Linked DNA regions of Homo sapiens: all the other regions are linked to region 1. Evidence: chromatin loops called from intact Hi-C (ENCODE). Cell type or tissue: MCF 10A. All regions are shown on one strand.

Region 1 (5,000 bases):
TAGAGTCCTATACTTTGTTGTAAGAGCATCTCCTGTCTCTGCTCAGTCTTCCACTCTCTGTTATTAGATGACTATTTCACTTACTGGTAATGATTTGATATTTTGAGGTATCAATTGATTTGGCAACTATTCGTAAACCATGTAGAAAATGCAAGCATGAAAATAGTAATTTCTCACTTTTTAAAATTATGCATGCTCCACTTCTCATATGTACATAAATACAATTATGTCATATTAACTAAATTTTGGTAGGCAATCCATTTCCAAACAGATTGAATAGTAGAATATAGTAGTAAAAAGAAATTTTTGATATTTCAAGAAAATTCCTGAATTGTAGTCCTCATAGTATGCTTCTAGTTTCTGAAATATAACAGAAGTCCCAAGTTGGCTGAGAATTAGGGATCTTTTATATTTTATCTAAAATGAGCATGCTCCTGCCAAATTAATACAATCATCTTATATGAAAAACACTGCACCCAATAATCTCTTTAAATTACTTTCAGAAAAATAATTACCCTTATATAGAAATGTAAAGAGCATGCAACTCATCAGACTACCTTAATATCACGTTGGCTGTGAAAATGTGTGTTGAATTGCATAGAGTGCGGCTATGCATCATAAAACTTGCTTTTGTGAAAAATTTACCACCCTCCCACAATTATTAGGCGTTTTAAATGAACAAAAGATATCTAACTTTCCTCTATAAAATTAAAATAATATAGTCCAGAGCACAGATAAATACACAATTACATGACACATTCTCTTTTAAACAATTTAAATATCAACATGCAAAGTCGTTTCACCTACCTGAAGTGGTTTGTCTCTAAGAAAAATGCAAACAAGGCTGTCAAAATGTTCACTAGCTGCCGGTTCATTCCTGTTTCTGTGTTGCTTGTGGAAAATATCCCGAAATGATTCCAGAAAGATGCTAGGACAAAGTGTCTGTTTATTGTCCAGATTCAAAATTTGGCAGGAACCTAGTTTCCTTGAAAATCAAAAAGAGATTTGGTTTTGTACAGTTTGCTGAGAAAAAAGAAAAAGTGCCAGTCCTGGGCATCATGGTCAGGTCAAACCGAGGCTTGGGACCATCAGTTAACCCAGAAAGACAAAGCCTCAGAACTGATGAATCCCCCAGCTGCTTTTCCTGAATAATAAAAATGCTGCTACCTTAATCGCATCACCATGCAAAGGGAGTTGGTGACAATGCCATGCTAGATAGCTGTGGCTTTTGTTTTATATCTTTTCTGTTTAGCAAAGCCCTTTTTCTAGAAAATGTTTTCTTTTAAAAAGAAGTTGTAAATGAGAGAGAAGAAAGGACTCTGCGCGCTGGAGTGGGTGGGGGGAAGAGGGAAAAATTGCTGAGATCCTGTGCTGGAATGAGGGCTATAGAATGAGACGGAGACGTGATCTTACCCAGCCTATAAATTTCAGCACTCGGACAGCTCCAAGCTCTGAAGTGCGCATGTTTCCTTTTTCAGTTGCTTGGGGCGGGGGTCGGGGAAAAGCATTCAAGAGGGGACGTGCCTGCTGTTCGAAGGCAAAGAGTGACTGGCCGTTCAGCGAGGGGATACTGAAGGGGGTACGATGACAGCAAGAGGAGAAGAGAGGTCGGGAGACGGAGAGGGTGAGGGAAGTGGGGTCTGAGCTCCTGGAAATGCTAGGCTGTCGGTGGGTGGGCGGGACGGGAATTTGAAGCAGAAAAGGGAAGGGAATAAGGTTTAATCGTGGGAAAACGAAATTGGGGGAAACAGAGAACAGGATTCAGAGTACTGAAATTATAATAAGGGTGTGGACAGTTCACTCTTTGTCAGTGCAAGCCGGAGGCAAAGAGGAGTCCTGTGCCGAAGAGAAGGGAACATTTCCTTGGCACAGAGAAGCCCGCGTGCAGAAGAAGGTTCATGAAGATCGATAATTTAATTTAGAAGTCCTTTATGCCTTCCTCGCCTTTTTAATGTTTTCATTTGATTTTAGCCGCCTAGTCCCAAAGGATCTCTCTACCTCTGTACTAGGGAAAGCCCCTTCCAACTGAGCTTTCTTCAGTGGCTCAAAATCCTTGGGCATCCGCAAGTCACAGATTTGTAGAAAAGGAAATGAGACAATGGGCCGGCAGGGGGCAGTAGCAATCTTTTCTTGCCATGGTTAAAGGTTAGAGCAGGGCTCCATGTTAGAAATGGAGCAAGGAAAAGTGCAACTGGGAGTTTAGTTCATCTGCCCATTCCAGATGTTAATCACTAGGAACAGTCATGTAATAAAGTGCATATGCTATTCTCCTAAATTGGCTAAAGGGACTGAAAATAGTGGAAGTTCATAAATCTGTACAAAAGTCTGACGAGTAACCCTGCTATTTCAAATCAAAATTACAAATATTATTATTAATAAAAAAGAGGAAGGGTAGATAGTCCAATGCGGATAATTAGCAGCTTCTGGGAAGGGGGAATGAAAAATGCATGTCCTACCATAAGCTAGGAGAGTAACCTACTTTTTGTGGAATATTCCTTGTTAGTCACCTATGTGCTTTACTGGAGGTCTTAATTTTAAAACAAAATAATATGATTAATTTTTACTCCGTAAATGACTAACTTTGGATCAGTTTAAATATCATAGTAGAGTAACAATGAATTCTATGTTTTTAAGAAGTAGATTCAGAGAAAAAAGATGGCAAGTTCTTTTTACCTTTTAATGTTAATATAAATCACCAGAGGATCTTATTGAAATGCAGATTATGATCCAGTAGGTCTGGGGTGGGGCCTGAGATTCTGCATTTCTAAGAAGTTCCTAGCTGAAGTTGATGCTGCTTGTCCACAGTTCACACTTTGAGTAGCAAGAGTCTATATGCCCTTTCATAAGATGTCTATCCCAGTAAGACAGTGAAAATACAGGAATCTCTTTTTAGATGAAATGCAGTAGTGCCCAAGCATTCTATTTACATACAAAATCAATTCTTCAAATATGTTTTCTTAACTTTCAAAGCCTAGAGAAAATGATTCAATTTAAAAGAAAAACAGTATGGTGTAGTGTGAGACATCCCTGGACTGCAGCTTCAAATCTGTTCACTTCCAAATTCATCCACATGGAAACTCTAGACCTGATTTTATCCCTGCTGTCCTGACCCAAAAAAATATATAAAATCAATTCCTGGAAATATTTCTTCAATTGGTTCTACATGGAAAAATAGCACAGATTTTTTTGTGTTCAAGATTCTTTCCAAAAGAAAATTAGGTATAAAGATAGAAGAAAATTATTTCTCTCAAATTTAAGGTTGTAACGATGCTTAAATAATATAGTCTTTGTAAATCATTTCTCTTTTTTTTTTTTTCCCGAGATGGAGTCTCACTCTGTCACCGGGCTGGAGTGCAGTGGCGTCATCTCAGCTCACTGCAACCTCCACCTCCCGGGTTCAAGCGATTCTCCTGTCTCAGCCTCCTGAGTAGCTGGGACTACAATCACATGCCACCATACCCAGCTAATTTTTGTATTTTTAATAGAGACAGGGTTTCACCATGTTGGCCAGAATGGTCTTGATCTCTTGACCTTGTGATTCGCCCACCTCAGCCTCCCATAGTGCTGGGATTACAGGCGTGAGCCACCGCGCCCAGCCGAATCATTTCTTTTAACAAGAGTTGTGTTATTAACCAGGAATAGGATGAGTAAGGAAATCTGTGACAAAGGAGACTCAGGCCAGCAGCATGAAATCACAGCATTATATTATTGTAGAGTTGTAAGGGACATTAGAGAGGATCTAGTTTAGCCTCCTCATTTGATTTCTCAGCTCTCCTAAATTTGGATTCCAGCCCTATCAATCCACAGAAACAGCTCTCACTAAGTCTGCCAGTGAATTTCTTGTAACTAAGTCCAAAAGACATTTTTCTGTTCTCATCTTACTTGACATTTCCATGGTACCTAATGTCATTGGCCTTTTCTTCCTCCTGGAAACACTTCCCTCTATTGACCCTGTGACACAGTGCACTCCTGGATTACCTCCTATTCTGTCTTCTTGGCAGGCATATCCTCCTCTACCTGGCCTATAAAAGTTGGATTTCCTAAAGGCTATATTCTAGGCTGTCTCCTCTTCTTGCAGTACACTCGCTTAGAAAATATTATGGTAATATAATTTCCATTATCATTTTATGTACATGACACAGAAATGTATATTTCTACCCAGACCTATACATCCAACTGCTTTCTAAACAATTCCTAATGTATGTCTCAAAAGCTGCTTAAACTCTTCATGTCAAAACCGAACTTCTGATAATTCCTCCAACTCCTACTCCTATTCTACTGTGTCTATTTCATTGTTACCAACCAAAGGCCAAGGCATCATCTCCATCATCCACTATATCTAGTTCTTCACCAAGCCCTATTGATTTTTTTCTCCTAAATCTTCTCACTTCCCTCCATCTCAACCTCCATGACCCCAGTTGAGATATCTTTATCTCTTGCCTGTACTGCTGCAGCCATCCTCTTACTAATCTACCTGAACCAACAGCTGGTCTTCTACTACCTCATCCTGTATGCTGAAACCAGAGTGATTTGTTCAGAATCAGAATCTGATTATGTCACAGCCCCTGGTTAATACTATGGTTCTCCATTGATATTTGTGTAGAACAAGGAAACTACTCAATGACCTAAAGGTTCCACATGGTTTGGCCCATGCCTACATTGTTCCTCATCTCATCCACTAATCATCTCATTTCTTCCCCTGTAGCCATATTGGTCTTTTTTCTTACTCCCTAATGCTTACCGTATTGTTCATGAAGTATATCATGTCCCCCATCTTTGTCTGGTTAACACCAGCCTATTTTTCAAATCTCTGGAAGGCCTTTCCTGACCTGCATTACTCTAACAATTCTATTACAGGCCTTCATAGTGCTCTCCAACTCTGACTCAAGGAGCTCGTCATCATTGTATGTATACATGTGTATGACTGTTTGCTTATGTAGCAAGCTTTGCAATGGACAGAGACAGTACATGCTTTGGTCCACCATTATATCCCCATACAT
Region 2 (5,000 bases), 710 kb before region 1:
TAGCTAGTTCACTTTTCACTTATGAATTGAAGCATTGGAATAGCTCTGAATACAGGATGTAAAAACAAACACGACTTCACATACTCTTAGGATTCACTGTGAGCTCATTATTTTTGAGTACCTTAATTTGCTCAAGTTATAAAATAAAAATGTTTGCATCTAGAAATATGCCCTTATTTTTAAAGATAAAAGAACACCATTAAACATAAATTTTATTTGTATTATTGGAATTTTTGTATAGCTGTGTAATTCCCAAGTTAGCTTATTTAAGCCTCCATTAGTGAGGCTAAGCTTTAAATTTCTTTCACTCTGTTCTAAATTAAAAACCTAACAAGCTTATTTCAATTAGCTACCGGAAAAGAGAGAACATAGCCTAAAAATGCCTTCTACAAAAAAACCCCAGAAAATGGTCTTAAATAGTTCAATATTATTTCCTTATAACAATGTTCTATCTTGGATGCTTTTTTTTTTTAAAAAAAAGGAGTCTTAGATCAATAGCACCATTGTATGACTTGTCTTATGATCTTTCTCCAGGGCCCCCTTCTTTGATGCAGTTATGCCGCCTTAGAATTCGGAAGTGTTTTGGAATCCAGCAGCATCATAAGATAACCAAACTCGTCCTCCCAGAGGATCTGAAACAGTTTCTCCTACATCTTTAAATGCATCTAGGGAATGGATTCACAAACGATGTGAAAACATTATTGAGTGTTGTAGCCACTAGAATTTTAAAATCAAGTTGGATTTATAGAGTTTGACTAGTTTTTTCGATTAGATTTGTATTTGTTATAAACTTGTTTATGGAGTTTGACTAATTTTTTCTATTCAATTTGTATTTGTTAAACTCAAGCCAGGGTTGAAAGACACTGCATACGTTTGTATTATTAGTTAGAAGGCATGAAGACTTTTTTCCCTGCATGGAGAGTGTCATAAGTTATTGTTTTGCATATCTACTGCATGCCAAGCACTTTCTGCATCATCTAATTTAGCCCTCACAGCCACTGGGTCAAGATGTCCAATTTTCCAGAGTAAGGATAGAGGAGTCAAATTCAAATACAGGTTTTCTGACATTAACTTATGTGATGACTTGATCGAGGCAGGCTTTTCCAGCATCACTGTCCTGGTTCCATCTCTGCTATATGGGAATGAAAATAAAGAAACATATTTCTTGGCTTGTCTAATTTGTTTTAAGCTTCCCTGTTGTTACAACAAAACCACTACTGTCCTAGCATAGTGTGGGCGCCAGTTCTTTTTTTCAACCAAAACACTATACATATTAAGCATATTCTAGAACCTTGCTGCTTAATACAGTAGCAACTAGTTCAGTGGTTCTCCACTGGGGTTAATTTTGTTACCCAGTGATGTTTAACAATAACTGGAGACATTTTGTTTGTGACAACTGAGGAGGGGTGCTACAGGCATGTAGTGGGTAGAGGTCTGGAATGCTGCAAAGCCTCTTACAATGTACAGGACAGCCCCACCGCAAAGAACTTTCCAGTCCAAACTGTTAATACTGTAGTGCCCAGGTTGAGAAACCCTGCTGTAGCCATGTGCCTATTTAGAAGTGTAAATTAATTAAAATTAGGTAAAATTAAAAATCCAGTTTCTCAGTGTCATTAGCCACATTTCAGGTATAAAATATGCACAAATGGCTAGTGGCTACTGTATTGAACAGTGCAGGTACAGATTATTGCAGAAGAAAGTTCCATTGCCCCATTGAACAGATTTCTATTGGACTGTGCTCTTTGGAGGCTCGAGGAATGGATTTTTAACTGCCTTTCAGTTTCAGATTTACAGGAACACTGGTATAATTTAGTAATGATGGCTGTAGTTTCAGTTATCTCTCTGAGAGATGAATTTGGGGCTCCATTGCATCAATCGAAAGAAAATTGTAACTCCTTAAGTCAAATCCTTACCTGTAAGATTACATATGGTCTAGATGATCTCTAAATCTATTTCCAATATAATTTTTCTGTAATTTTTAATTTGCTATATGAAAGACTCCAGAATATTAGTCTAAAATGCACAGCTAGTTTCCCAGCAGATGGCACTGTTGTCACAGTCACTTAAGCGAAAGGTTTGCTCCTCATAAATGACCCATCATAAAATGGTTTACAACATAAGCTCTGGAAATTTCCATTCAAGAATGAAAACTTTGTAGTGATAGATTCCACTGACACCGGGTTTCCTTCTTTTCCTATGTACACAATAATCCAAATGTGACTTTACAGAACGTTACCTCTCCTACTTCTTTTTAACAGAACTTTACCTCCTACTTTTAAAAAAATTGATCTGATCATATTTACATGTACTGCTTAGGATTTACGCCGTTAATTAACATCAACATCCTGCCACTAGGTAATTCATTTAGTTCATTTACTTAGAAAATATGTGATGAATTCCCATGTCTTTATCAGGCACTATTCTAGGCACCAGGGTGGTAAGGAATGTGACAGGTAAAGATACTTGATTTCTTGGATGTTACGCTCTGGTCAGAGTCATCCGCTAAGGGGTGAGGAGCTGTAGACGTTTTGCTATGGTTTTCTTTCTGAAAGCACCAGTTTAGAAAATAGCATGGTTTCTCATATAAAATGTATCAGACCCTTGCTTATGTTAATCTTCCTTCAGTCAAATCCACCGAGTTTAACCCAGAACTGTAACAATTATTAGAACAGCATTTTTTTCTTCTTAGATAGTCCAGGCAGTTAATCAATTTGCAAGTCCATATAATAGATGGTCATCCCTACAGATGGGAAAAATACCGTTACCACTTCACTCATAGCAATTTAGGAAAATTTCAAATGACCTCACTTAGCCATGCTCAAAAAGAATATTATATTTAAATAATCTGTTATGAGTCTAGATGTGGTTATATTTATAAGTGGCATATACCTTTGAGTGCTTTATCATTCCAACCTGGTACAACCTCATAAATTCTATCATCAAAGCTGGTTAAGTGGCATTGAATAGACCTTACCTTTATGAATGATGGACATAAACTCATGAACCCATCTTTTTTAAATGATCATTTTGTCTGTTTTTAGATTGCAAACGACACATATTTATTGTCAACCAATCTCATTGTCATTGTACTACATATTCCTTGCTTTTATTCAGTACACATGCTGGCTACTTGGTGCCCATTGCTAGCACAATTCATGTTACAATGAAAGAGGAAGGCAAGAGGAAGGGACCAGGAAAGGATGGCTTATTTCTTCAGGGTTTATAATGGGGCTAATTGACATGGGCTGATACTCCGTGTACCAGGTCGCAGTGGCCAGCCATTAAGCAGACATTAGGGGCTCAGAAATGAGGGTCTAAGATGGGCTCAGCTGTCTACTCTGGAGCATGAGGTTTCAGCCTTCATAATATGATAAAAGCCCAGCATTAGGGCTTCAGCCTCAGACCAAGCCAGCATCAAAACCAACTGAATAATAGCTCCCATTCTAGATGGCTTGCTGAAAGCTAGGCATGATGCATTAGTGATTTATAAACCTTCCCTCAAACCCTCACAGTTCTTATCCCGATTTTATGGATGGGGGTGCAGAGGGGTTAAGGAACTTAACAAAGTCAGTAGGTGGTGAAGCCGGAGTTTAATGCCCAAGCCAGGGCTGTTAATCAGTACACACTCCACCTTCTCTTTTCTTCAATGAATCCCAGAGTACTGGTCACTGGGTCCTAAAAACACCCTGCTTAATTTCCTGGTAGGTCTGGGAAAGGAGGTGGAGCCCAGTCTGTAGGTCAGAGGTCCCAGTGTGATACCGGGAGGCTGTGCCAGGTTTAGGCCTGGACATCACAGAGCCCTTTCCCTTATCACATGAACCAGCCTGGGAGGTCCCAAACTTGCTGTCTCCTGAGGCAAATGGGTCAGCCTTGTTCTGCCAGTGATGCTGGTGAGCACAGAATGACGACCCCTTCCCATAAGACCAAAGCTAACATGGCAAATGAACTTTTTTCTGAACTGGTATTATTTTGGAATGACTTAGTGACAAAGTCTTTCCCTGTAATGTGGGAGGGTGGAGGAGAAGCTTCCTGGGCTTTGGACAAAATTGGCTGCTTATTTCCTAATTGTGTATTTCTTTTCTTTCCTCTGTAATGGTTTTCTATTGCGTGTAACAAATGATCACAAACTTAAGTGGCTTAAAATAACACCAATTGATTGTCTCGTAATTTCTGTAGGTCAGAATTTCAGGGATGGGGTGGCTGCATTCTCGGCTTTGGGGGTCTCACATGGCTGCAATCAAGGTGTTGGCTAGGGCAATGGTTTTCATCTGGGGCTCAGAGGTCTTCTGAGCTCATTGGTTGTTGGCAGAATTCAGTTCCTTGCAATTGTAGGCTGAGGTCTCTCTTTTCCTGCTAGTTGTCAGCCGAGATTGCTCTCATCGTCTGAAGACCAGCGACAGTTTTTTGACATGTGACCCTTTCCACAGGATATTCTTGATGTCGATGTGCACTTTCTTCCAGGCCAGGTGGAGTGCATCTCCCTGACTTCCTACCTTGTGACCAGCTGGCTGGCGGCAAGAGCTCTGCTTCTAAAGGGCTCACCTGATTAGGACAGGCCCACCCTGTAATTTGGGACCTTAATTGTATCTTCAAAATCACTTCAAAGCACCACCCAGGATAGTGTTTGATTGAATAACTGGCAAAAGAAGTATGTACACCAGAGGCTTAGAATCTTGGGGGCATCTTAGAATTCTGCCCACCAAACCTGTTAATACCTAATAGCCATCAGTTCTGTGTTGATTTATCTGAAGTACAATACATAATATCATAATTATGATTCTTTTTTTTTTTGACACAGCATCTCACTCTGTCACCCAGGCTGGAGTGCATTGGCGCCAGCTCAGCTCACTGCAACCTCTGCCTCCCGGGTTCGAGCAATTCTCCTGCCTCAGCCTCCCAAGTAGCTGGGACTACAGGCGCAGGCCACCACGCCTGGCTAATTTTTGTACTTTTAGTAGAGACGGGGTTTCACCATGTTGGCCAGGCTGGTCTCGAACTTC
Region 3 (5,000 bases), 170 kb before region 1:
TGGGTGAAAATCGTTAATGATAATGTATTGTATATTTCAAAATATCTAGAAGAGATGATTTGGTGAAGAAATAAGTGTTTCATATGATTGATACAGTAATTATCCTGATTTGATCATAATACAATGTATAAAACCTTAAAACCTCACATTGTACCCCATAAATATATACAACTATTATGTGTCAATTAAAAACAAAATAGAAGAAAAATAAGTAAAAGGCAACTTGTCATTAGGTGGCCCACATGCCATAACCATGTTCTCAAGCAGCCACAATTTCTATTTAGTAGCTGAACAAAAAGAAGTCAGGGCTATCTGGGTAACTGGAAACATTTGAAATTAGGTACAATGCCAGAAGTAAGGCATGGTGCAGCCAGATATAAAATGAAAGTGGGAGATAAATGCAGGTGAGGCTGCATTGTAGAGAAGTTGTTATAACTTCACATGGTGCACATATTTCTTATTGGAGCAGAGGCGATAACATTAAAACAGAGTTTTATTGCATAGACCTGGGGCATCAGCTTCTAATAGACTGGGGTTGGCCAGTTCTGTCAGGGAAGATCTGGGCGTGATTGTTTCTGAGAAACTCTGTTTTGATAAAATTGACAGTGGCTGCTTTACAAAACCTAGAAAAGATAATCAAAGCAAATACACCTAGTTGCACATTGCCCGGCCACTCCTTGAAAGTGACCCCATTTGATAACTTGATTGCTCAGTAAATACCAGACACTCTTCCCATGCATGTAAATGTAATCTCAGGTGTTCTCTCAATAAATACCTTCCCTGAATAAAGCTTAATGCCATTGTCTTTTTGGGAGATGATCTGCTCTTGTTTTTTGTTATACCTTCTAAAATATCAACCTGTATGTTATTTCAGAGGTCAGTTTCTCAGTAGGAAATTAAAGAGATGACATATTGCCTTGGGAATATTTACTTTTTTTTTTTTTTTTTTTTTTTTTTTTGAGATAGATAGAGTCTCACTCTGTCGCCCAGGCTGGAGTACAGTGGCGTGATCTCAGCTCACTGCAATCTCCACCTCCCGGGTTCAAGTGATTCTCCTGCCTCAGCCTCATGAGTTCCTGGGACCACAGGTGCATGCCACCATGCCTGGCTGATTTTTGTATTTTTAGTAGAGACAGGGTTTCACATGTTGGCCAGGCTGGTCTCAAACTCTTGCCCTCAGGTGATCCACCCACCTCGGCCTCCCAAAGTGCTGGGATTACAAGTGTGAGCCACCGCTCCCGGCCAAAATATTGAACATTTTTAAATAATTAAAAAAAAATTAACTCAGGCCACAATGCATTTCTGTGAAAATTAATTTAGTAGTTCATGACTAGGTGGGCCCCAAACTAGGGGAAAACAAGTGAGGCCTCAGGGGCAAAATCTGAGGGGGTACCCAAAACTCCAGTACTCAAATGATATTTAATGCAATGTTTGAAAATATCATTATTAATACAAAAAATCCATGGTGAACAAAACATTAAATAAAAAATAAAACAGGATCTGACCCTGTACTTGTGTGACTCACTTGCCTCACCCTATTTGCTTCACCTTGCCTCACCCTATTTTCTTTTTGCATTAGTTTCCTCATCTGTAAATTGAGATAAGAACAGTATCTTCATTGTTATTAGTTAATTTACTCAATTTAATCCAAACAAGGACAATTTTGATAGTGGCAAGTGGCACTGACAGACATTACAACTCTATAATGTTGACAATTGCAAAGTAAAAAAAAGTTTTATCAAACAATAAAACGTAGTTAAAACGGATTTATATCATACAAAAATGAAAAAAATCACTCAATTATGAGCATTCAGATGCTCAACAGCAAGACTGCTCAGTTTTTCTTTCCTTTTTATGTGTACAGAACCTGTGATTTTCCATGTTTCCCACTGACCCTATGAAGTGATAGCCCGGTGGCTTCATGGATTTTGCATGCCATGCCATGCCATGCCATAGAACAAGGCTGGTATCCCAAGTGACCAGTAGGGGCAGCAGTGACCCATCACTGATAGAGAGCAACATCTGTCCCCAGCCTCTGGTGTCCAATTGCACTTCATTTTATAAGCAAGCTCCCCTCCCGCAAGCTATCCTGGAAAGGGAGTGTTAGTTATGACACTGCATCTGGAACATATGAAGAAAAGATGCCTGGATAGTAGTGATTATTATTATTTTTTCGATTTCACCATGTGTTAAGGTGAGAACTCGTTCACTGCACATGCATACCCCTATACCGGAGGATCACCCTATGACAGAATCCAGGTCTATAAAGTGGAGGTCAACCAAACCCGTTTCCACTTATTTTAATGCAACTATTAATAAAAAACATTTTGTTTAAAATGAGTAATCCAGGACAAATTCTAAATCACACAAGGTATTGGAAAAATAGGCCTAAATCAAGACTTTCCCAGGTAAACTGGGCTGTATGATTGCATTACTCACACAGTTGTAGTGGTGATTAAATGAATTACTATATGTAAAGTATCTAGAAGAGTACCTGGCATATAGTAAGCCCTCAATAAATGTTAGCTCTTGTTATCATTTTTTTTTTTCTAACCATGGTTCAGACTTTTTTAAAAAGCTGAAAAATGCTGCCTTTCCTAAGGGACAAATAATTGGAAATATTTCTTGCCTATTTTTTCAAAATTCAACCATCGGTGATAATTAGGAAACTTGACCACAAAGCTTAAGCATGATTTGATTTGCTCTTCAACTCCCCCCAAGACTTAACTTTGGTAATAAAACATTATGTTCTGAATAGCCATACACAAACTTAAGAACATCTCCATGTCAAACATGCAAACTTGCATTTCTCAATAAACATAGCAGGGATTGTAACTGCCAACTGGCATCTCTAAAACATCTTTTAATCTAAGGTATCCTTTTTGCTCCCCACTGCAATGCCCAAACCATATCTTTTTCCTCCTTCCTCAAACCCAGATCCTTTGGCGTCTCTGAAGCTCAGGTCATTAGACTTCACTACTGATTTTCCTTATCACTGCTGTTACCTATCTGTGCTGTTACCCTTTATTAGTTGTACTCCTTTATTAGTTGATGACTTTAGCATCCATTTCCCTGTCAACCCAACACTCATACTAATGTCATCTTTATTGGGGGATCTTCAATATTCATATGGATAATAGACCCCATCCTCGGCCTTCCAATTCCTGGACTGCCTTGCTGTCAATAATTTTTTCTCAACCCAACCTTAGTCACACATGCTTATTTATGATCATAACCTTATCTTTGTCTTTACTTCCTGTGAAATCTTAATTTTGAGTCTCTCTCTTTCTCTCTCTTGAATACAGTGTCTCTTCCGTGTTTTCCCCTCTCTATCCACCTTAGAATTTCTGGTTCATCACTGCAACTACTGCCATGCAACCTCCCTTAACTTCACTTCCGTCCCTCCCTCCCTCCCTCCCTCGCACTCTCCCTCCATCCCATTCTCCCTCCCTCCCACTCTCCCTCCCTTCTTCTCCTTTCTTGGTTTCTTTCTTCCTTCCTTCTTCCCTTCTACATTCTCTTCTTTCAACTCCTCTATTGTCTTCTCTTTGTCTTCCACTCACTTTCCTGCTCATTTGGCAAAACTTCAATTGTAGTTAAACCGAAGTACCTGTTATCTCAGTACCTGAATCTGATCCTGGAAGCTTGCTGGGGGGAAACACATACCTCCTGATTGTTCACACTTTAAAGTCATAACCACAGTTCTCATATGGGCACTCCCACTGCCTCTGCCTCAGCATTCTGCCCCATTACTCTTCTTGGAGGAATGGCTTTTTTACCCTCCCAAACTACTATTTAATACTTGATCCTTCTTCCTCAAACCTATGTTTCTTTTTTCCACCATACTCTTAGCTGATAGCCTCAGAATTCATGGACATGATAGGAGCTATTAGTTAGGAGCTCCTACATCCTATCATAATTGGACATACCAATTGGCTAGCAACCATAGTCATTCTCCCATTTTGTTTGTACAATGGTGAAGCACACAGACTCTGGGAACACAGTATCTCACTTCAGACCCACTACACCACTTCTTGGCTCATGAGAATGAGCAAGCTATTTAACCTCTTTGTGCTTCAGTATCTCCATCTATGAACTGGCAATAATTTAAGTCATTATTAAAATGGGTGAAATAGTTGTCTCCATGTAATGCCAACCCTGACCCTTTGCTTTGAATTTTATTTTTTCTCACCTTCTTAAGACATTTGTTCTTGAAATTATGCCCTCCTTTCACTGCAATGTGAATACCTCCCTTTTCCTTTGCCAAATGCATTCTTTTATCTTCCATTTTGGAAAAAATATATCCCCCCATGAGCACACATTTTATTCCATACCATCTTCTATGTTCCCCTGCACAGTAAAGGCAATTGCAAGTGATATCTAAGGTTTGTCACCATTTCCTTTGTTCCTTTTTCTGCCCAATCCACTCTAGATAGGCTTTCTAAATGATGGAATGCTCCATTCTCAGAGCTTTTTTTTTTGTTTCTGTTATCTCAATGTGTAATCTCACTTAGTTTTGTGGATTTAAAACAGTATCTGTTTGCTGGTCACTGCCAAATATACATTTCCAGATTTTATCCCTTTCTTGAACATATATTTCTATCTAATTACTTGCCAACTCTATCGAGATGTCTCATGGGCATCTGAACTTAAGAGCATAAAAATGTGACTCAAGTTCCACTCCAAATCTGCGCTTGTCACAATAGTCCCCATCTTAATAAATGGTAACACTACTTACCCAGTTGCTTAAGCCAAAAATCTGTGAGTCATATTCAATTCATCTTCTCATCTCTTCACATAAAATGCATCAGCATGACCTATTGGTTTTACCTCCAAAGCATAACCACTAGAATGTAAGTTTCATCAAAAGGCTGCATTTTTTTCTGTCCTGTGAAGCAACGTATTCTAAGGATTTACACAGTGCCTGGCACATAGTAAGAAGTAAATAAATTTTTGTGGAACAAATGAAAGAATCCTGAACCTAACCACTTTCCTTCATT
Region 4 (5,000 bases), 610 kb before region 1:
ATTTCATATTGTTTTATTTTACCTTCACAACACACCTTAAAGCAGGTTGTATTATCCCCACTTTACGGATGAGGCACACTTTAGGCTGTCAGCTTGGCTGTACATGTCTTGAGAATGGTCACTATTTTCTCCCCTCTAGTGTGGGACACTAGATTTATTGAATAAATGCCTGGATGGCCTGAGGCTACTTTACTATGTAAAGGAGATGAGCAGATTGGTTGGATGGTTGGTACTTCTTATCTTTACTTGATTTGGCTATAACTTAATCCCAACATCAGCCTCAAGACAAATTGCCTGCAAAATACTAGCTGATTTGGTTATACTATTTATCCTTTTTGTGCATATATATGTATAAAGATATGTCAATTTATTGCTAATTTAAAATAACACCAAATTAAAATTAGCATGGGATGTGGATGTTTAAGGATCAATAAGTTAATACTTTTGAGAGATTTAGAGTCCGTCAGCTCACATGTTTGGGGGGAGCTTACACACTACAGTTATTGCTAGAACACTAAACAGGATATCTTGGTGAGAGAGAGAGAGAGAAAGAATGAAATTTGTATCCAAATAAATCATAATCATATTTTTATCTAAAAACATTTCTACTTCTGTCCAAGAAAGATAGACAATTCAATTCTTTTGCAAATGACTTGCTACAGTCCCCTGATCACAATAAAATTTAACTCCTAACTACATATTCCCAACATATGGACCACAAGCCAAATTAATTCCCGACTACTAGCCCACTGGAAGGGAAATGCCTAGATGACTTCAAAGTGCTTATAACTGCATGAAGACCAGGGCCACTTTGTACGTGGCTATGGAAACGGGCAGTAGTGTTGGTGTCCTTAAAATCAAGTCCACTCACTTGGCCAAAATGATCATGTGCCAAATTATCAAGGAACATTGTATGAGTGATATGAGGAGATCTTCAGATGCATGCCCCTTTGACTTGTGATTGAATGGTTAGGGCCAGAAGTGGATAGATTCTGACTTTTTGAGTGGTCAGCACTATCGCCATTATTTTTTGGGGAAAATTCTTCTATGAGAAAATGCTAGGAGTATGTCCAAACAGAAGCCTTTTGTATTCATAGCTAGTTGCATCCGTAACCACCAGACAAGAGGTAAAAACTGATAAAAGCTACAGCCTTGGGGATATAACTCTGTCCCTGAGGTCTCCTCAGAGCCTCAGCTTTATACAAAATTTCTATTCCACTCTCAGGCAGCTGTTCAAAGTACAAGAATCTATTTCCCTGATGGGCAAGGAATCTCAGGATAGAAAACATATTCAGAACAAGATTACAGAATTGTACTTTTTCTTCAGTAAAAAAACCATTTTTTTTTCTTGCTTCTACAGAACATCCACAGCTGAGTCCAAATACATTTCAGTCAGATGTCCTTAAGAAAACAAGGTCTTTGGGGCTGATCTCAGACACACTGCAAAGCTCTGTTTGAGACTTTCTTTCCCATTCCTGTTGTCTCAGCCTGTTGCTTCATCTTCCAGAATCCTTTAAAGTTACCTTTTCTTTGGATTTACTACGAGGTTCAGTGCCACCAGGTGGTTCTTCCCAATTCTTCATGTTAGTCAAATTCCTGGTTTGACTTTGCCACTTAAGGACTTAGCTCTGTTCCTGAATCTTGGTCTGAGTTAATCTTGATCTGAGTTAAGTCCTGGATGGCAGAAGATGGAATGAAGGGGTGGAAGGGGCAGAAGATTAAACAGAATATCAATTAGAAGCTGTGTTTGTGGTGCTTATATTTTCAAGTAAGAGAAAATCCCAACCCAAACTCCCAATAAAAAGGGGACTTACTAGTTATCATAACTTCACATTAGTAATAGATAATTTTCAAAACAATTCCACATGTATTATTTCACTTTATTATAAAATACTCCTCTTTGCAAAATTGTTTATCACCGCACTTCAACTGAAAAAGTGCAATTCCAAAGGTGTGTTGCCAAGGGTTACGTGGCCACTAGGTGGCGAGATGAGATTCAGATTGAGGCTTCGGAACTGGTGCTCTACTATACCTCGCCACTACCAGGATTGTTTTAAATGAGAGTTGGAAGTGGGAAACAAAAAGAAGAAAATGCAGAATAAGAAGGCAGTGAGGGGGGAGACTCTGGCTCATTTCAATTAAGGACAAATTGTATAGATTTATGTTTTTTTAAAAATGGGGAGAAATTACTGAGAGCAAGAATGGGGAGAGTGTGGTAGGGAGCTGGCTTCCTAGAGAAGGCTGGGGAATGGGGCTGGTGTTGGGGTGGGAGTCAGCAACTAAAGGCCAAATCCACCTCTTCATGGTCTGACCTTCCAATGATACAAACCCTGCACATACAATGCGTTCCTTATATTTTGGCTTCTATTTGCTTATGTTGAAACAGGTCTTTATGAACTTATACCATACAAAGATGTGGTCTCATGTTTGTCAAAACAATTATCCAAGGTCACACAGACCATTTGCAGATATTTCAACTCAAGAGCTCTGTCCTCACCTGTCACAGTAGGGACACTTTCATTCAGAAGGAGGGAAACCAAGTGAGAAAGGGCAGAAAGGAGTCACCTTTATATTGAATTGCTTAAAATGAGTTCAGCTAGTCTCCTGAACTTTGCCAGTGCTGCCTTCATAGCTGACAACAGCTTTCTTTTGATTTGAAGTTTTGCTTTCCTTGTAAGATCTTTAAAAACACACACACACACACCAAAAACCCTTTCCTCCAAGAGTTTTCATTAATTCAGGATGAGTTAGTCCTTATGCTTCTGTTTTTCTGCCTGTGACATGGTTTGTGGTCAGCTGCTAGATTAAATAGTGAAGGCTCACTCTGAAGATCTCAATTGGAGCCACAAAGAAGTTACTGAAAGAAAGAGAAACAGAAAGAACTGAAGAGTCGTTGTGTAATCACCCACATAAAACAACTTGGCTCTAGGTGACTGGTGTGGCGTATTTGATTAAAACCCTTTTCAAAATGACCTTTTCTCCACCCGCGTGTACTATGCATCTTTCAAAGTCTGAGCTAGGAGGCTTGATAAGAAAGGGCAAGCCTTGACAGGGCTTCTGGGGTGTGATTCACTTGATAAACTTGCAGACCCTGGTGCAGGGCTTGGAGGTGAAAGTGGGAAAGATAAAGCAGAAAATGCAGAATAGTTAGGTAGTGAGGGAGGAGACCTCCCTCTTCAGGGCTGACTGCGCTGACCTTTGGGAGCACTCTCTTTTTTGACTTCCTTCCAGTTGCGTGTGTGTATGCGTGCATGGGGAAGTGTAGAGGACATCTTCTTAATCTCTACCTTGTGCTCAGATGATACAAGCTAGTAATTCAGGGGCATCGCACATACACACAAACTGTAACTCAAGCTTGAAAGGAATCAACTCAAGACAGAAACAATATTTCAGAGATCCTAGCATATACATTCACTTGAATACACATGTATTCTCCCATCCTCATATTTCCATGTAGACCTTAGCATAGACATCTTTACTCATTTTTTAATGTATTTGCAATGTGGGTTTGACAGAGATGAGTATTTCAAAAGTATTACCTGGGATGTAGTTTTATATACTTGTCTCACTGAAATATAGAAATCTAATCAGTAGAAAAACTATACAAGGATGATAGGCCCCTATATACTATGATTTAAGGGGCTTTTAGAAAAAGATTTCCAGATTTTTTTTGAAATTACATCCAGTCAGAAGACTATAGCATTTTTTCTGTTAGTGGTTGCCAGCTTAGTTTCCACATTTTAAAATGAGGCTACTGAGAACTACAGTGACTGAAAAGCTTTCATTGCAGCAAAAACATATTAATATGATCCCGTATCTGTGCCTAACGCTGGGACTTGTATTGCTGTAGCAAACTGGTTTTGTCATTTAGAGTCATTTTTTCAAATTTCACAAGGAGAAGATTATCACATACAGGTACTAAACGATAAAAAAAAAAAAAGCTCTGCCCTTTGGCTTCTTTAAGTGGAGCTTTTTATTTATTTATTTTTATTTTTTGAGATGGAATTGCCCTCTTGTTGCCCAGGCTGGAGTGCAGTGGCATGATGTTGTCTCACTGCAACCTCCGCCTCTGAGGTTCAAGTGATTCTCCTGCCTCAGCCTCCCAAGAGGCTGGGATTACAGGTGCTTGCCACCACACCTGGCTAATTTTTGCATTTTTAGTAGAGACAGGGTTTCTCCATGTGAGCCAGGCTGGTCTCGAACTCCTGACCTCAGGTGACCCACCCCACCTTGGCCTCCCAAAGTGCTGGGATTACAGGCGTAAGCCACCATGCCCGGCCTAAGTGGAGCTTTTTAGGTTGTGATTCCTTTCCAATTAATTTCTATAAAAGGCCTTTTGAGACCCAGAGCAGAGGTGGAAGAGAAGAGGTCTCACTGAGAGGTCCCATGGGGCACAGATCAGGACCACATCTCATCTTTTATGTCTGCAGTCTCCAGGATGACCCAGTTCTTGGAAGACTTCATTTGGCGCTCTATTATTTAAGGAAGGGAGGGCACTACCATGGGAAGATTCTTATGTTTTCTCCTATTTTTGTGTGTTTCATTTTGTTTCTCAGCTACCATTTTGATTTCTCTAAGTACTGATCGCTAGTCTTCCCTTCTTCCACCTTCTGGGTTCCCCATCCCCAGCTTCTATAATAGTGTATCACAATAATGCTTCATACCAAACCACCCCAAAAGTCAATACCTTTAAGCAACAGTCATTTGTTCTAGTGCTCACAATTCTGTGGTTTGGGTGCAACTAGACTGGGCTAGGCTGGTATCCAGGCTCCAGGTTCCAGGCTTTAGGTTCCAGATCTCAAGATCTAGGCTCTAGGTTGAATCCAGTTTTGTTTGACATGTGTCGTATCTTCCCTGGACCAGTGGCTACCCAGAGCATGGGTGAACCCCACATGTCCCATTCAGATACCCAGGATCAAGAAACAGTAACTGTGTGGGGCATATCCTTCTTGTGGCAATGCACCAGACTGCAAAAGGACAAACTCAATAGAGCAAACACA
Region 5 (5,000 bases), 430 kb after region 1:
TGTGAGAGACTCTAAGCCAGATCCACCCAGCTAAGCCACAACTGGATTCCTAATATTCAGAACCATGTGAAAGAACAAATGTCTGTTGTTTTCAGCTGCTAAGTTTCAGGATCATTTGTTACACAGCAATAGATAACTAATGCAATAAACCATGAAGTACCTCTTTAGCATGTTAAAGAGTGCAGGCCAGGCACGGTGGCTCATGCCTATAATCCCTGCACTTTGGGAGGCCAAGACAGGTGGATCACGAGGTCAGGAGTTCGAGACCAGTGTTGCCAATACGGCGAAACCCCGTCTCTACTAAAAATACAAAAAAAAAAAAAATTAGCCAGGCATGGTGGCATGCCCCTGTAGTTCCAGATACTGAAGAGGCTGAGGCAGAAGAATCGCTTGAACCTGGGAGGCAGAGGTTGCAGTGAGCCGAGATCACGCCACTGCACTCCAGCCTGGGTGACAGAGCAAGACTCTGTCTCAAAAAAAAAAAAAAAATGTGCGGGCCCTTGTTAACTTTTTTCCATGAGGAAAAAACAGGATATGGCAGTTAGTATCACTTCAGAAAACAGAGCGAAGCTCCTGGAAGTTCTGGGGGAAGTGGCAAGCCTATTGTGAATACAGAGTTAACAGTAGGGCCCCTTCATTTGTTCCCTGCAGTTCGTCATCATCCATCAATCTAGGTAGAATCCAGGTACCATGGGCTCAAACAAGTTACAATAAAATATGTCTTTCAAAAGTTTAATATCTTTTAGTGGTTTTTAAAACTTACTTTAGTAGTTAATCATAAGACCCTAAGTTATAGTATTGAAATTTAAGCAAACAAAAGGATAGACTGTTGCAGTTGTTCTACACACATTGGTGTGTGGGAAAGGACTGCTAGCTAGGGGTAATGCCTGCAGATCCCTCAAGGCAGAGGGAGTACACCTGTAGCACCTAAAAGGAAGGGCACCAAGCGACTCAGTAGAATGGCACTCTCTCACCTCACTAAGGGTTGTCACTTGCAAAGCCTGGAGCTGAATGTCTGGATTTTAAGGAAAAACTTTAACAGCTTGGCATCATAACAGCTATGAATCCTTGAGGAATCTTCCACTTACTGAAGAGAAAGAGAGACCTTGAGGAGATAGCTCACTTTCAAACTGATCCCTTATTAAGTCTTATTAACTCAGATGTTAGAATATTCTTCAGCACCCCGCACCTTTTCGCAGGACTTTAGGCTCATTTTTCTGCCTTAGCGTTCACTTTGAAAATGAACTATCTCCTCAAGGTCTCTGTTTCTTTTCAGTAAGTGGGAGATTCCTGGGAGTTGAACAATGAGAACACATGGACACAGGGAGGGGAACATCACACACCGGGGCCTGTCGGGGGGTGGGGGGCTAGGGGAGGGATAGCATTAGGAGAAATACCTAATGTAGATGATGGGTTGACGGGTGCAGCAAACCACCGTGGCACGTGTATACCTATGTAACAAACCTGCACGTTCTGCACATGTATCCTGCCCCCCTCCAAAAAAAGGGAACCAGATTTATATGTGTTAACAAAGACACATTTCAAAATATGTACTTTTTAATATAAAATCAAACTGTATAACTATAAGAAAAAACTAAACCTATCTGTAAATCAAGTTGAATTCAGCTGTTTTGTGCAGAAAGTAAATTCCCTTACCTGTGACTAACGATTAAAAATCCTAATCACCGTGAACTTTGAAACATGCACTAGAAATTTTATCATAATGGAAGATTTTTATTAAACATTTGTATTAAATGTTTCTATTTTTATTAAATATTTCTACCTAAGAGTAAAATTAGTTTTCACTGGGGAGAAGAGCACCATAGGTATAAAGATACTCAAGACGCGTATATAAATCTTCTGACGCCAATAGTTCTGTTCAAACCCTCACTTCCAGGTCAAAAAGAAAACCACGGCCTTGATAAAGACCCCACTGGAAGACTTTTATAATAAATTAGCCAATGTATGGGGTATACTGCCTTCATTCCCAAATTCTTCTGTTTGGAAAAATAAATTCTATAACACTTCACTCATATGAGAAAGGAAATGGATGTGACAATTGTACAATTTTGAGAAATAGAAGCTCTTAAGAGTAGCTTTTTAGATATCCATTGAAATCATACCCAATTTTTAGGTCACATTTTTTTTCTGGCTCTGTCTCCTTTTCAAGTAAGAGTGATTGGGTTGAAGATGTGGCTTTGCAGAGTTTGACTGAAGCAAACCTGCTGTTTCTTTAGTCATGTGCCTATCCCGATCACCACCTTTCCCAGATCCTTATGCCTAAGGTGAGAACTCACATGGCCAGTGAAATTACAAGCTATAGTGGACCACTGGCGTTTCTACAACAGTCTCTGAGCAGAACCCTAGGGTCCTCAGCAAAGCAAGGTATCTCCTTAGCAGTGGTGGCTTTGAGAGGACAGGTCCCAGAGCATAGCAGACCAGACAAGGAAAGAGAAACAGGTCAAGCTTCTGCTGAAATGCTTGTGTTTATTTTTTCCTTAGAGGCTCAAGATTTTTAGTTTTCCATAATTAACCACGATACCGCTCCTCAAAGACGGAAAATGCCTAGGGAAATTGTACTTAGAAGGAAAAATCTGTAATGAATAAAATTTATTTTACATGGTAGATTACTGGGAAGCAAGAAAGTAAAAGGTACCGTTACTTCCGAGTTACAAGGAACGCAAAGATGTAGCACGTGACCTGTCCAGGGACATGCAGTGGTGCCTGTGCATGGTTTTCCAACTTGCAAGCCTAATGTTGTGATAGGTACAGTTGCTAAACAGTCTCTCGTGTTAACTGCTGACGTTCCAAATGAAGGCGGATGCAGGAAGGAATCAACCACGTTCTGCAGTGATCTCTGGCGGACATCTGCTGTCACTGCACCTCAATTATTCATGCGTACACTGGAGTGTACCAAGGGAAGAAGCATTCTGTGAAGACCAGAACTGGACGACGCCTTAAGATATGATCGAGTGTGAACCCCTCATTTTACAGAAGGAGAAAAATCAACTCTAGAAGAATGGGATGCTTCAGGGATGATTTAAAACCTTAAATAGCTTAGGTCTCTTTACCTCTTCAGGTGGCAAACTATCAAATAACAATAGGTGTACAGCTTCTACCTTAGGGACTTAACTATTTCCTCTAATCCTGCAAGGTGGATATTATTATTATTTTATTCCCCCAAATAAATTCACCTGGGTATAACAGTGAATAGGAATCTTTCTTCTACCCGGTCTCTCTCTGTCCCTTTTTTCTTTTCCCATTTATCTTTTCTCTGTACTTCTCAGGCATGCTAGAGGTATAAATGGCTATGCTGCTCAATCCATGTGACCAGATATTGGAAGGTGAGATCACTAGGCTCTGCTTCCCTGTAAGTGGTCTTTCCTGACATGGTGGCAAAGATGGCCTCTGGCAGTTTCAGATCTTTCTACCACTTTCATAAGCATAGTGGAGAAGAAAGCATTTTTCCTGAGCAATCCCCAGAGTCCTGCATAAGACTCTCCTAGTTCAGGCCTGGGCCATGTGACCACTCAGAATCAAGGCATGGGTCACCCTGTCTGGACCACATGGCTCCCCAACTGTATGCTGAGCAGGCGAATAAAAAATTACCTACTACATTCTGAGAAGTATAAAGGTGACTTCCACTCTGTTCTCCTAGGTGTTTTCAGGTCAAAATCCCTTCACGCTACAATTTAAAATTCCTCGGCCTTGGTGCCACCCTTCCAAGGAGGATCAGGTGTGCTCAACCATATCAGATAGCATCAAGGGCTAGAGAAAAAAATGGGCCAGGTATCTAAACCTTAAAGAATAACCAAGCAAAAATATTCATATAAATTAAAGTTTATATTTCTCACAGTACCTCTGAATCCACCAAATGGTCCGGATGTGGAGAAAGCTGGCTGGAGGGTCATAGGAAACAAGTGACATCATCACTAGTAGAAAACCTTTAGGCTGGTTCACACAAGAGACTTTTTCTCCTTTTCCACTCTGTGCCAAGTGTACTCTGTGAAAAGCAGTCACTAGCCCTTCAAGCCAAAACTCCAGCCACACACTGGCCTAAACACTGAAGAAATAAGGCAAACTCTGGCGAAGGACACAGACAAGGACACCTATTTTTAACATAGAGGCATGGAGGGTCACAAGAGCCTAGAAGAGGATGGGGTCGTGTCTGTCTAGAGATGACATCAACAAACATTTTCTCTAAAAGGCTGGATAGTAAATATTTTAGCCTTCAAGTGCCATATGGTCTCTGTCACTACTCAACTCTGTTGTAGTGAAAAAGCAGCCATAGACAATATGTAAACAAATGAGCATGGCTGTGTTTCAATAAAAGTTTGTCTGCAAAAACAGGTGATGGATCAGTTTTGGTTGATGAGCTGTGATTTGCAAACCTCTAGCCTAAGGGTGAGTTTATTTTACATTTGTGTTTCATATACGAAGACATTTTTGGATCTTTGACATATTATGACTCTTCATTTAAGCCATTCTATAATTATGGGGAGTAGACTTACTGCATGTAAGTTCTATTGTTTCCTGCAATATTTTCAAAAGAATGCCTCCCTCTGGCTGCCACAACTTCATTTATAACATGACTTTGCAATGTTGTGTTTACATGTTCCTGTCTATTGTGTGCCCCTTGAGGGAAGGCTGCATGCCTCACTCACGTTGTCTTGCACAGTGTCTGACCACTGCTCAAAAAAATGTTTCATGAATGAATAGATGGATGGATAAATGAATAAATCCTAGTCAAGCCTCATGAGATCATGAGATGAGGTCATCTGTTATAAACTTACAAAATTTTATTCAAAGCTAAACTAAAAATCATGGTCACTTTTAGGAAAACGTGCATTGTCCTAAAAAAACAAAGCCTGTAAATTGCCAAAACCATCCCATTTTACTAAGAGAAGGTGAGATATAAGAATGATATTTTTGTCTTTGGAGATAGAAGATATTTCGCTATCACAAAACTCCCAAACAGCTTTAAGCACCAACTGGAAAGT
Region 6 (5,000 bases), 490 kb after region 1:
TGCTTCTTTCTCAACTGGAGGTAAATTTGTCCCAGGATGAAGTCTATGAATGGAATGGATGAAGTGTCATGGAAACAGAATGGAGCAAATCCAAGTGTGGGTTTTTTTTTTATAACTATTGATTTCTTGACTCTGCTTTCAGTTTCCATTGATTTGTTGGTGTTAACTGGATTTATGACTACTATGCTTTGTTTCTGTGAGTCAGTATTCTATTTTCCCTGAAGCAACATGTCTGTTGTACACAGGCCATCTCCCTGAGACCTCAACGCATCCAGAAAACAGCCAAGAGCTGAGAAGTAAGCAAAATATCTCTGAACAACCAAAACAGGTATCACCATGTCTCCACTGTCCAAACACTTACATAAGATGGAACACCTTTTGGAGCTCTCTGCACATAATTCTAGTCAATTCGTTTGTGTGATTTTCCTAACAAGGCATGTTAGAAGCAGCAAATTTGTTGGCAGGTTAGGAAGGATAGGTTGCCAAAGGCTGGAACACTGACAATCATTAAAATGACACCTGATAGACTAAAAGTGAGAAAAAGAACAAACAACAAAAAAAGAAAACATGTAAAAATAAGAACCAAGGAATCAAAACTCAAAAGAGATTTGATCATGCCATGTAGAGGCAAATAACCCTATATTTGTATTGCTCATTGCATTCTAGTGTGGGAGAGAAATTGACATTCATCATGGTAAGCCTGAGATATAAAGACAAGAATAAAATGTGCTCAGGAAACTGTTGGAGAAGACAGGAAAGTACACAATAGATTTTAGAAAGATTTCTAGTCAAAATGGTTTTGTTGTTGTTGTTTTTGTGTTTAGAGGAGTAAACATCAGTTAATGGGGAAAAGAAGATTCATAAGTCATTTAAATAGGCCACTTCTTTCCTAACAGACTGGACAAATTGGGCATTACTGTATTTCAAACAAAGCACGAAAAATCTCTTTAGAAGTGTCTCATTCTACAAATATACTATAACCGCAATAATGTGATTTAGGAGGGAAAGAGAGAGACACACACACAAAGACTGCTACTAACTCCTGGACAGGTTAGAAGTTATTACCATTCCATCTTTCTTGCCATTGTTCCCCAACCACATATATTCTCAACTTTTACATAGCTATTAGCATAATATATGATTTATTTTGCTTTGACTTGACTTATCATTCATCACATACTTTCCATGTGCCTATATAATATTCATAATTTTCATTTTGATGGCTGCCTAATAGTCCATGTTCCTAAATTGCTTTCAATTTTACCAATTATCAATAAACAATACTGCAATAAACACCTTCACATATACAGCTATTCTGTCCTTGTGTAGTTTTGGATTACTATCAAACAATAAATTCACCAAAGTGAAATTAGAAATATATCTAAATTAAGAAATGTATTTGAACAGTGACTTGCTTTACGAGGTTGTGGTGAAAATGAGGTTGTAATACCAGTCAAAGCCCTCCTCCCCAGATTAGCAGAAATTTAACTCCTCACTTGACTCTCCCCCACTTCCCTGAATTGCCCAAGAACCCAGAGATTCATTCAGTCAAACTCTTAGCAGAGGGAAAACTAGAGAATCTGACCACCGTCCAGTGGACACTTCTTGACGCCTGCTGTTGCTTCAGTTACTCAGTTACTCCTGTCCTATGGCACATGCATCTAATGAGTGGATATCATGGCTCTTAAACCATGAACTCACAACACCCATGTGTGAAGAGGGCCCCGTGGGCATCATTGTTCCTCTACTAACAGATGAAGATAGGCAGGCTCTGAGAAGTAGTGACACAACCAGGAAGGGACAAAGACAGACCTTCCATCCCTCGGACAGGGATTCATCCATTTCACCGTGCAAGCTCATCATGTACAAGATCCATGCCAAGAAAAATCTGACAGTATACAGGGACAGGACCTGATTTTTTTTCTTAATGTAGAAGGGTGATTCTGCACAGTATATGTAGTTGTGCTTCTATGTCAATGACCCATAAAATATCTTGTGAGGACAGAAAACATAACATACGTAAAATTATGCTCTAAAAAAGCCTTACACATTGTTGGCCTCAAATTATTTTAGCCAGTTGAAATGAAAATTATTTAGAGATTAATTTTAACCTAATTCGGATTTTGTTGAAGATGTAGTAACTTTAAAAACAATGTGAAAGAATAGAGCTGGAAACGCAGTAGTGAAATATCATCTAAAAACAATACACTATTGAATTTTAGATGTATAGAGTCATTTACATGTGACTGACATGTGTCACTACAGCCTATGACTGAGAGATTAATGCACTTCCTTTTAAAAGCATTTCTCCAATACTTTGTACAATTGTGCCCTCTGCCGGATGCACATGGGTATTATTTTACAGGGCTATACATAGGAAACAATGCTTTATAATCACATCTTTTTAAAGTAAAACTTTTCAATACTTGAATTCTGTGTATATTTCAGCAATTAGTTGGTTCTATCCCACACAAACTTCCTAATCCTCTTTTTAAATTACTGATAATCTCATTTACAGAAATCAAAACATTGTTAAAGATTAGCTCAGTACTGTTTAGTGCTGTCAGCTGAGTAAATTGTTACTTCTCAAAAAAGAACTCATAACTAAATATAAATATGGATAAATCTCTTGAAAGTTTCTCATATCTCAATAAAATGCATAATGAAACCATTTATTATCATATTTAAGTTTACAAATATCCACCCAATTATTGTCTCATTTCGTTTCATTATTTAAAAATATTTATTCCCATGTAGCATACTGGATTTCAATGATACACAACAAAATAATATGTGGTCTCAATTCTCAAGAATTTTATTATTAAATGGAAAATGGTGAGAAGTAAATGAACAACTGCAGAGTAGCACATGCCATGAACACTGGGATGTTCCAGATTCCCCTTCAATGAGGAACTTGCGGCTCCAGTCACAGAGAGCCTCCTTACGCAATGTCACACCCCTTTTCAGGAGCCCACATCCAATGACTGATCCATGCTGGAGAAAAAAGTGCCCACCATATCAGCCCAACTTTCTACAACTCAGAAGGGCCATTCTGGCTCCCTAAATCCCCTGGGGTTTACCACAGTTGTTAGGCACACATTCAAGCTCAGCCCTTCTCTCTACCCCAGTGGTTTTCAACTGAGGGCAATTTGCTATCCCCTCCTTCCCCACCACCAGCATATTTTGCAATGTCTGAAAACACTTTTGGTCATCACAACTGAAGGGGAGGGAGGTGTGTATGTGTGCTACTGGCATCTAGTGGGTAGAGCCCAGGGATACTGCTATGCATCCCATAGTGCACAGGACAGCCCCACAACAAAGTGTTACACCTAGTCTGAAATGTCTCTATGCCACAGTTGAAAAACCCTGTTCTATCCAATCTCGTGCTTTCCTTTCCCTTTCATAGGTGTTGGTCTGAGGTCATTCTTTTTTTTGGGGGGGGGTGTTTTGGTTTTGTTTTTCAACTTTTGTTTTAGATTTGGGGGTACACACGCAGGTTTGTTACAAATGTGTATTGCATGATGCTGAGGTTTGCAGTACAATTGAAACCATCACCCAGGAAGTGAGCATAGTACCTAACAGGTAGTATTTCAATCCTTTCTTCCCTCCATGTCTCCCTCCTCTTGTATTCCCTGGTGTCTATTGTTCCCATCTTTATGTCCATGTGTGTCCAATGTTTAGCTCTCACTTATAAGTGAGAACATGTGATATTTGGTTTTCCATTCCTGCATTAGTTCACTTAGGATAATCACCTCCATCTGCATCCATGTTTCTGCAAAGGACATAATTTCATTATTTGTTATGGCTGTGTAGTATTCCATGGCGCATATGTACCACATTTTCTTTATCCAATCCACCATTGATGGGCACTTGGGCTAATTCCATTTCTTTGCTATTGTGAATAGCACTGCAATGAACATACAGGTGCATGTGTCTTTTTGGTAGAATTTCTTTTCCTTTGAGTATATACCCAGTAATGGGATTGCTGGGTCGAACAGTAGTTCAACTCTCACTTCTTTGAGAAATCTCCAAACTGCTTTCCACGGTGGATGACCTAATTTACAGTCCCACAAGTAGTGTATAAGCATTCACTATTTTTTTTTTTTTTTTTTTTTTTTTTTTGGCGGCGGGGAGACGGATTCTCGCTCTGTCTCCCAGGCTGGAGTGCAGTGGCGCGATCTCGGCTCACTGCAACCTCTGCCTCCCGGGTTCAAGCGATTCTCCTGCTTCAGCCTCCTGAGTAGCTGGAACTACAGGCACGCACCACCACGCCCGGCTAATTTTTGCATTTTTAGTAGAGACGGGGTTTCACCATGTTGGCCAGGCTGGTCTCCAACTCCCAACCTCAGGTGATACGGCCGCCTCAGCCTCCCAAAGCACTTTCGCAGGCCCACCAGCATCTGTTTTTTGCCAAGGTCATTCTTTACCGAACATCCTGCACCCTAAACTCCATCAAAGAGTTGGCTTTCTGGGAAACAGTTACGATAGTATCCATAAGAAACCATTTGGTCTTATACGTGTGTATAAGAGAGACAAAGTAGTATGTATGTATATAAATTTATTAGTATGAACAAAACTAGGAGGACATACGCTAAATATAAAGAGTGGTTATTTCATTTTTTAAATGTTTTGTTTTTAATTATTGTGGGAATATAATAGGTGTATGTATTTATGGGATACATGAAATGTTTTGATATAGGCATGCAATGTAATTATCACATAATGAAAGATAGGGTATCCATCCTCTCAAGCATTTATCTTTTGTGTTACAATCCAATTATCCTCTTTTAATTTAAAATGCACAATTAAATTATTATGAATTATAGTCACCCTGTTGTGCTATCAAATACTAGGCCTTATTCATTCACTTTATTTTTTGTGCCCATTAACCACCCCCATCTCCCCATCACCCCCCACTATGCTTCCTAGCCTCTTGTAATCATCCTTCTACTTTCTATCTCCATGGGTTCAATTATTTTGATGTTTAGATCCCACAAATA

Evidence for each region. A loop is a pair of places that touch in the nucleus more often than their neighbours do. Peaks named below come from ENCODE experiments on the same cell type or tissue, not always from the same donor. Only the 100,000 strongest peaks of a DNase experiment are listed, where the experiment ranks them.
Region 2: a loop joins it to region 1, with 20 times the contacts of the local background. A loop is called at or near these places in 4 of 110 quality-filtered maps.
Region 3: a loop joins it to region 1, with 5 times the contacts of the local background. A loop is called at or near these places in 3 of 110 quality-filtered maps.
Region 4: a loop joins it to region 1, with 9 times the contacts of the local background. A loop is called at or near these places in 5 of 110 quality-filtered maps.
Region 5: a loop joins it to region 1, with 12 times the contacts of the local background. A loop is called at or near these places in 24 of 110 quality-filtered maps.
Region 6: a loop joins it to region 1, with 11 times the contacts of the local background. A loop is called at or near these places in 18 of 110 quality-filtered maps.

What each region holds. Positions count from the first base shown.
Region 1 is chrX:14,525,933-14,530,932 of GRCh38, reverse strand. GLRA2 (glycine receptor alpha 2) reads right to left here and starts at 1,397. Exons shown (of 9, transcript NM_002063.4): 1 at 808-1,397. The coding sequence starts at 875. In MCF 10A, a CTCF peak has its summit at 2,086 (motif pointing right); a DNase peak (open chromatin) is centred at 2,092.
Region 2 is chrX:15,240,165-15,245,164 of GRCh38, reverse strand. ASB9 (ankyrin repeat and SOCS box containing 9) reads left to right here. Exons shown (of 7, transcript NM_001031739.3): 7 at 535-1,178. The coding sequence ends at 659. Among named protein-coding and RNA genes, the nearest start is that of ASB9, 27 kb to the left of the region's middle. In MCF 10A, a CTCF peak has its summit at 2,034 (motif pointing right); a DNase peak (open chromatin) is centred at 2,064.
Region 3 is chrX:14,694,641-14,699,640 of GRCh38, reverse strand. All of the region lies in intron 8 of GLRA2 (glycine receptor alpha 2), which reads right to left. It also overlaps a transcript of FANCB not described here. Among named protein-coding and RNA genes, the nearest start is that of GLRA2, 170 kb to the right of the region's middle. In MCF 10A, a CTCF peak has its summit at 1,967 (motif pointing right); a DNase peak (open chromatin) is centred at 1,990.
Region 4 is chrX:15,140,491-15,145,490 of GRCh38, reverse strand. No RefSeq gene overlaps it. Among named protein-coding and RNA genes, the nearest start is that of ASB9, 130 kb to the left of the region's middle. In MCF 10A, CTCF peaks have their summits at 1,787 and 1,986 (motif pointing right); a DNase peak (open chromatin) is centred at 1,980.
Region 5 is chrX:14,093,710-14,098,709 of GRCh38, reverse strand. No RefSeq gene overlaps it. Among named protein-coding and RNA genes, the nearest start is that of GEMIN8, 66 kb to the right of the region's middle. In MCF 10A, a CTCF peak has its summit at 2,852; a DNase peak (open chromatin) is centred at 2,839.
Region 6 is chrX:14,036,851-14,041,850 of GRCh38, reverse strand. No RefSeq gene overlaps it. Among named protein-coding and RNA genes, the nearest start is that of GEMIN8, 9.5 kb to the right of the region's middle. In MCF 10A, a CTCF peak has its summit at 2,342 (motif pointing left); a DNase peak (open chromatin) is centred at 2,330.